2 separate regions of the Homo sapiens genome follow, and region 1 is linked to region 2. The links are chromatin contacts, found by Hi-C or POLR2A ChIA-PET in ENCODE. All regions are on one chromosome and are shown on one strand. Each heading gives the region's core, a stretch centred on a gene start or an enhancer-like site at or near the end of the contact. The rest is flanking DNA. Distances are from core to core; before and after follow the strand shown.

Region 1 (4,039 bases), core at 278-2,777, 82 kb before region 2:
ACTCACTAAACCACTTGGAAGGCCAAACAATTACAAAAGCAAGATGCCTGGCTTCTTCTAGCCACATGGAGGGGCCCTCAGACTTGAGTAGCTGTGTGCCACTTGTCTGGGGTGGCTGCACCAAAAGGAACAGTGAGGTTTAGATGCTTGTTATTGTTCATTGTTCAGTTTTGGTTCTGTCTATTTACTTCTAATTCCTCAAATATTATTGTGATTAGTGGTATAGAAAGGAAACGTTCATTTGTGAGCAAAGTGTGTAATAAGAATTTAATAATGAAATTCCCAGAAAAAAAAACTCAGATAGCTAAAGAAACAGCAGTAACATGAGCTCCAAATATCTTGAGTTGTATTGTTAAGGTGAGAATCCATAATGTAAAGGGAATAATGTAAAGGGAATGCTTTGAAATCAAAGGCATAATCCAAGTGTGATAACCTAAAAGGTTGTGGATTTCTTTTAAAGTAGAAATTACATGTGGCTTTGGGAAATCATCAGCTGAAGCATAAGCTATGCTTATGGATTCTCGCTGTGTTGTCACTAAGACCGATTATATAAAGACTTGGCAAATCCATGTACAAATGTAAAACTTCCCACAATGGTATTTCATGGGGATCTCCTTTTACAAAGTGGTCGTTGATCAGGACATTTTTCACTGATATATTCCTTTGGAAGCAATGAATTTTAGATAGGATATGATTATTGTACAATGTGATAGGTAGCTCTGATTATTCAAGCAGCTAGGGCATTATTCAGTGGCAAAGCATTAAGCTACTCTGGAATCTTTCTTCTGTGTAAGCAGGCAGCTGCTGTTGAGACTTTCTCTTTGTGGGTGAATTTGCCCAACCAATGGCAAGCATTCATTGGGAGTAGGGGAATGACGCTGATCACTGTTAATGACAGTTGAAAATGAAATGCTTTAATGAATCTCATACTTGGACTTGGCTGCTGAGCCAGAGCCCTGTACTTGAAGAGCTTAATTATGATGCCTCAAAATTTAGATCTTGACCCTGAACTGCTATGACTTCCTCCCACCCTCAGTTTTGAGAGAAACTTTAAATTCGCTAGGGGATTCAATGTTTTACATGCTTGGTTATGCAAAATGGGAACAGTAGTGTCCAAACAATGGAATAGGCTTCTATATTATTATTTTCATTTAGGCAGTATAACTGACATGATTACCAAAGTCATGTTATAGTACATGTATACAAATTAATTTCATACCAGGGGACTTCACTGGGGGGAAAAAAGGGAAGTCCCTATTTGTGAAAACTATGATTTTGGTTTCTTTCTGAGTAAAGCACTGCTAATCTCTTTGGTGTACAGGAAAGTATGGTATTATGTTCTAAAAATCAGAAGCCCCAGACCTTAATTTCAACTAATCTGATGACATCATTTTGTACTCAGAGTTTCATTTCCCAACAATTTCATGTTTCTTAGTAGGTGGGGAACCCAGAATTGAAAGGCATCAAAAACAGCTAAATATAACCAAAAACCTGCTAACTCACCAGCTTTCTAAAATTCAGGAAGTATCTTTAACTTGATTGCTGAATCTCCAAAGACATGATGATCAGATGACTGGTTAATGGGTATTTTTTCAGACTCTACATGATTATCAGAAATGGCTGCCCTGGCCAATTGTATACCTACGAAGAGGTATTATGTAGAAGAACTTATATTCATCTACTTAATGTGGACCTCAAATATTAAGGATGTTCCTAATGTGTTCTAGACCGGAGTCAGCAATACTTTTCATAAAGAGCCAGATAGTAAATATTTCTAGGCTTTTTGGGCCATATAGCCTCTGTCACAATTCCTCAACTCTGCTCTTGTCACACAAAAGCAGCCATAGACAATGCATAGGTGAATGAATGTGGCTGTGTTTCAATAAAACTAGACTCTCTTAATGCCAAGTATTTGCTGGAATAACACAAATTAATTTATCCTCAAATCTGTTTAACCTATTAATATGTCAGTCAATATTACATTAATATTTTATGAATCTGGTATCATATTATACATGAATTTATCTGAACATTTGGTTAATTCATGAATATTTACTCAATATTAATACTACATCATGAATCTGTTATCAAGTCATATACAGATTTCTTAAAAAATTTCCCTTATTTAGCGTACTTGTGAATAACATCAATAAGCAAGTATCTTAAGTTAACTATCAGGTTATATAGCAGATCCTCTCCCCCTTTTGTAACTCTTTCTGTTACAAGGGATTTTACATTATTATGGTATTGGGAAGTAAGTCTATTTATCCTGTCCCTATCTGTCTTCGTATTAACCATATTCTGTTATAGCTTTTATCTTTGCAGACAGAATAGTTCAAATCTTCATGATTTGTCCTTAAACAACCCCCACTTCCTCATCCTCTTGAACATTTTATGCCTCCATCACTGTCTCTTCAGGTCTTGTGAGTCCTTGAAGTGCAGTGACTAGGCTGGAACATGGTGTTCCAGGTTGGTCACATCACCTCTTCCTAATGATGCCCCATTGTACCTTTTGACTATAGCAAGGAATAAACAAAGTCAGAAGTGTGAAAGTGGGGGAGAAATTGAGAAAGTGCAGGGGATTTAGGGGAGAGAAAAATGGACTACAGGAAAAGAAAACATTGACTTTTGCAAAGTGCTCTAAACTGGCTACAAATGCATTCCGTAATTCTTTAAACCTTAATTGTAACCGCAGTTAAGCTTTCCGGTGTGTTGGAATAAGAACAAAACTAAAATCCTTCTTTGTATAGAAATTATCCTGCAGTAACTTAGAGCCAATATCTCTAGTTAGGATGAGCGCAGTGGCTCATGCCTGTAGTCCCAGCACTTTGGGAGGCTGAGGCAGGTGGATTGCTTGCACCCAAGTAGTTTGAGACCAGCCTGGGCAACATAGCGAAATGCTGTCTCTACAAAAAAATTAAAAAATTAGACGAGCATGGTGTCACGCACCTGTTGTCCTAGCTACTTGGGGGCACTGAGGGGAGAGAATCACTTGAACCTGTAAGGTCAAGGCTGCAGTGAGTCATAATCACGCCACTGCACTCCAGCCTGGATAACAGAGTTAGACCTGTCTCAAAAAAAAAGAGGAAGAGATCTCTGGTTAGAGTTTGTCTCTGATGGATACTAACCATGCAAGTAGTTTACACAAACCACATTCTTTCTGTAGAATGAGAAAATCTTGGATATAATTTAGCATAATGAGCTAAATAACTCTAGACTGAGCTTCGCTGCCCAGACAGGACTCTACTTGTGATCTGGGAAGATCTACCCTTGCACTGAATTCTCTCCTCTTCTCTCCTGACTCTGTGAGAAAAGTTTGCATGAATTTACTGAGATTAGTTATAGAAGGAACTGTGTGTCATTGAAAGTCTTGTACAGAAGTTCACATTAAAATATATCATAGTCATCTTTGGGAATGATTCTGCAAAATTCATAAAACAAAGATCTCTGAAACCCTAAGGCACACTGTGCTGGAGGCTAAGGGAATAATAGTGAGCTGAGTGGTTTCTGCCTACACAGAGCTTCTAATATATTGAGGAAAGAGATCTCAATCAAATTCAATTGCATTTATAAGTATGGTAAGGACAACAAAGGAGAGAGACATTATTCTGTAGGAGAATAACCCTGTCAAAGTGATGACTGATTTAAGATCAAAATGGGAAGGTAAAATTTTCTCAGTACCTGCAAAGGCACTGAGGTGGGAGGGAGCATGCCAATGTAGGGAAATGAAGAAACCCAGTGTGTATGAGCCAAGCTGAATAAAACATGAGAAGAAGCTGGAGAATGAGAGAGACCAGTCCCCAAGCTCTCAAGGAGCAAGAGGAAGCCTTTTCGGCATTTGAAGTGGAGGGATGGCATGATCTCGTGCGTAGTTTTTAAAAGAACCACTCAGGCTACTCTTTTGAGAATATTGTGGGAGGCCAGAGTAGATGCCTATAGACTTATACAGAGGTTAAGGCAGTTGATAAGAGTATAAACAATGATGGTAGCTTACCTCACATGCTTTTTAGATTATAGGCTAGAAGGTGGCCCAAGCCCA
Region 2 (4,153 bases), core at 1,594-4,093:
TAGCCATCACAGGGTGTCAGCATCCTCATCTATCAAATGAGAAGTTGAGCTGGATAATCCCCAAAGTCCCTCATTGCATACGAATGTCCTATGATATTTAACAATAGGACATGTAGCCTTCTGCCTTGAGAAATTTAGGTACTAACAGAAATTGTTTCCCTGAGGTCCCTTCAACTTCAACAATTTAGAGTAATTCACCAATGTGTTTCCTATTTTGAATAGGACTAATGTGTTTCCTATTTTGAATTGCAAAAAATATAAACATATCCATATTTGATACCAAGAAATTAGTAATTCTGTTGGATGTGAAAAGAACACGGGTTACATAAGAATATGGTCATAATTGCTAGAGATATATACTGAAATAGGTAGGAGTAAAATAACATGATGTCTGGGATTTTTTTAAATAAAATAATATATATCCAGATTTCACAAGATTTCCTTTGGGCTGGAAAGGTTTCTGAATATAGTGCCTGTGTTCTAGAAAGAGGGGTCAGGAGCCTAGAGTATGCAGATGTTGATGGTATTGAGTGTTCTGTACACAGAACCAAGAGACTAGAGACTTTAGAGACCACAAAATGCTTTTCCTAAAGACCTAGAACATGAAGGTTTAATTTATTTCCCTTTTTCTCCTCCATGTGTTTTGGATAGGTTGGTAAGTGGAAATCAATTACCCCTGAATAAAATAGAAACCCTGAGAGAGATAAGTGACTTTTCTGGGGATACATGCTAATGACAACATCAAAGCCAGAGTGAGGATTGAAGGGTGAGGTACTATGACTACCTCCCTCTACTCCTCCTTCCCCTCCTGCTGGGGAAATGCCAAAGGTATAAGTATCCTTTTGGCACCATTTGTCCTCCAGGGTTTCTGTGTCTGTCCTGTATCTCCTTATTCATTCTTAAAACTCTTTCTAGTGGTCAGAGCTCTCCTTTAAAGAAAGAATAACAAGACATCATAGCAGTGAACTCAGAGCACTATCACTGGCTTTTCACAGGACATGAGCAACTTTCTCACTGGAGGGGTCAGGGATGCTTGTATGGTAGGTGCTCCTGACTGTGATAACTTCACTTGAGCCTACCCTGAGAATGACCCTGTGTGGCAGATGCACCCAAATATATGTTCAGAGTTCCAAGCTAAGGAATTGGAAGTGGCCATCCCAGAGATTCATTCCTTATCTATGAGGAACATCTGAACCCCAGCCCGTCCCAGGGAATGTGGGCCATACAGGGGATCAGCATCCTTTGTTTGGGGTTAAATGAAGGTTGCCAGGCTGAGGTTGCTAGGGGGAGGGTGTTAAGTGAAAATGTTTTATAAACTGCATGCCTTTTGCCAGCGATTGTGGTTCTTCTTACCAGCCCACTGCCACTGGACCAGCAGTTCTCCTGTCCAGCCCGCCACCACTAGACCCTCTCCCCTGTATGTAAACCCCCAGTAAAACCCCAGTGTCTCATTTTCTAGCTCTGGATCTCTTCTTCAGCCTCTTGAACCTAGTGCCATCCCCTTTGGAGTTGATAGGGATTCAGCACATCACTGCTACACTAGAATAAAACATGTGCTGTGTCCACATTAGGCCAACAAAATCCCATACCATCCAACTTTTTTCACTGATTAAAAATACTATTAAATTTTAAATTGGTTCATATAAGAAGTTGCAGAAAAGGTGTTTGTAGGCAAATCCAGCTGACTCACATATAAATCATCTGTATTAGTTTATTAGGGCTGACATAACAAAGCACCACAACTAGATGGCTTACAACAACAAAAATGTATTTTCCGACACTTCTAGAGGCAACAAGTGTGGAATCAAGGTTTCAGCAGGGCCATGCTCCCTCTGAGATGCTGGGTGGAGTCCTCCCTTGCCTCACCCTAGCCTCTTGTGGTGGCAGCACTCCTTGGCATTCCTTGGCTTGTAGCTGCATCACTCCGATCTCTGCCGCTGTTTTCCAAGGTGTCCTCCCCGTGTGTCTCTTCTCTGTCTTATAAAAACATCCGTCCTATTGGATTAAGGGCCCACCCCACTCCATTATTACTTCATCTTAACCAATTACATTTGCAAGGACCCTATTTCCAAATGAGGTCACATTCTAAGGTACTGGAGGACTTCAGCGTCTCTTTCGGGAGGATGCAATTCAACCCATAACACCATCCAAACAAATGACATTATGAGAAGGTTTCCATTTTTGTCCTCTGTTGTGGTTAGATTCCTGATTTTACATAATTTAGAGCTAAAAATTTACTTCCTGTCTGAAAAGTGATTTTTGACAAGGATTGAGATCACAACTCGAGTTCTGTGGCCATTGCTTGCCCTTTCAGAATCACTTGTCCCATCCTGTGTGCCATGTTCCAAAGAAGCCAGGTGAGCAGATGCTGGCGACACAGGGATGACAGCATAGACTACAGCTTTAAGTGAAAGGGACTCATGACTCAACCCTGTAGCTTGCCCTTGCTATGGTTGCCCCACCCCTCCCAACTCCTTATTCCTCCTGCTTTGCTGAAACCACAGCTGCCTTGAATCGAGCCATTTTGATTCTGCCGCAAATGAGCTGTAAACCAAATCAAGCCACATCAAACAAATCCAACCACCATCAAAAGCAAGTTAGTCAATTTTTGTTTTCTTTGCAATGGGGAGGGGTCATAAAAGCCTTGTATATCCCAGGGCAAATATTAATCTGTCTGAAGAGTCAGCTTGCCAACGGGTAATCAGCAAACAGGTTGGTGCTCATGAGAGCTGCACAGACTGGTAGTTGAGGATATTCGGTGCCAGGAGCAAACCCCAGCAGGCACCCTTGGTAAATCTGGCAGGCTCTGTGACTTCACCCTCTGCATTCGGAAGCAAGCATTCAAACTTTGACAGGCTTGCGACATGCCCAGGGTAAGTCACCTGGCTTCTTGGATTCTGGACAGATATCCTTGTGCCACAAGCTCACTTCTCTTTCTCTGCTTCAGGACTAGGTCCTTCAAGGGGATAGCAGAGAAAGCATGTTTGCAGAATCCATGCCTTGTGCCCACTCCCACCCTACTGCTTGGCACTTTTAGGGAAAGTGGGAAGGAGTAAAGTTACTCTGTCACTGGCAGAGGAGGGACAGTAAAGGGAAGAAGAAAATGGGAGAAATGAGAAATAGGTACCCAATGAGTAAAAAAAAAAAAATTGATTACAGTGCTTAAAACCTATCACTACAGTGGTGATGTTTCTGAATGATAGAGAGGGTGGATTTGGCAAAGCTTCTGGAATCTTTTCAGACTTGAGGTCCACCTCCTGTCTTGAGACCAGTTAAGTTTCAACCCCACATTTGCTGTGGTTGATCCCTTGACCTTTGTGTAAATCCTCCCAACTTTGTTAGGCCAGAGGAATGTGGAGTAAGGGTTCTGAGTTGTACAGTTCCACAGTGACTCATCTGGCCAATACCTTAAGGATGCAGGAAATCTGAGCAGAGAACAAGACTCCCTCAATATTTAGAAACTGGATTGAGATTTCAATCCAAAGGATACAATTTGCCCATCACCTTAGTTGCTTGTACAGTAAATTGAGCACGTCAATAACACTAAGAGAACTTTTTCTCTTGATGCCTAAATGCCAATCACAATTTTTCTTAGTTCTCTCAATTGGCATCCTGGTTCCTGTCTCACTCCTACTGTAGTGCACACTTACAGAAATGAAAGCTGCCTACATAACCACCACCAGCATCCAGAAAGGAGAGAATTTGACACCATCTCTTTTTATCTCCACCAGTTTCTGCTTTTTAGTCATTAACAAATGGCTCTGGTTCCCTTTGCAGTGAAGACCCACAGAGGCAGAAGTCCCTGCTCTGAGTCAGTTCAGCTCTGATTTTGAACACTGACTGGGTGCTCAGCAGTAAGGGTTGAAAGGAAAAAGAGGGAATACGGGGAAGGAGGCAGAGATGGAGACAGATTTACAGGTCTTGCCTGAGAGTTGTGCTTGATAAGCAGAGAGCCAATTATCTCTGCAACTCCACCTTCCCAGCAGTCAAATACTTGATGGGCAGGTTAAAAAGTGAGGAGGTGAGGACAAGATTAATTATCAAGTCTCAGAGGAGGTGAATGAAATGCCTTCTTGTTCATTGCTATTTATTCAAAAAGAGCTGCTGAACATGAAAGAATATTATCATTTTTGCAAATAATTAGAGGAAATAA

What was found. A loop is a pair of places that touch in the nucleus more often than their neighbours do. ChIA-PET counts read pairs that join two places held with the same protein, here RNA polymerase II (POLR2A). Pooled maps may share reads with other maps.
Region 1: a pooled map shows a loop between it and region 2 (4-fold over the local background). The contact joins two enhancer-like sites. A Hi-C loop is called at or near these places in 4 of 50 pooled maps. POLR2A ChIA-PET finds 5 or more read pairs at or near these places in 3 of 52 experiments (GM12878, H1 and common myeloid progenitor, CD34-positive).

Annotation. Positions count from the first base shown.
Region 1 is chr5:35,209,764-35,213,802 of GRCh38, reverse strand. All of the region lies in intron 1 of PRLR (prolactin receptor), which reads left to right. Among named protein-coding and RNA genes, the nearest start is that of PRLR, 19 kb to the left of the region's middle. Within about 2 kb of position 1,527, at least 5 of the 41 ENCODE cell types and tissues checked have a DNase peak (open chromatin) inside an H3K27ac peak, as active enhancers do.
Region 2 is chr5:35,128,666-35,132,818 of GRCh38, reverse strand. The region is part of intron 1 of PRLR (prolactin receptor); the gene reads left to right. Among named protein-coding and RNA genes, the nearest start is that of AGXT2, 83 kb to the right of the region's middle. Within about 2 kb of position 2,843, at least 3 of the 41 ENCODE cell types and tissues checked have a DNase peak (open chromatin) inside an H3K27ac peak, as active enhancers do.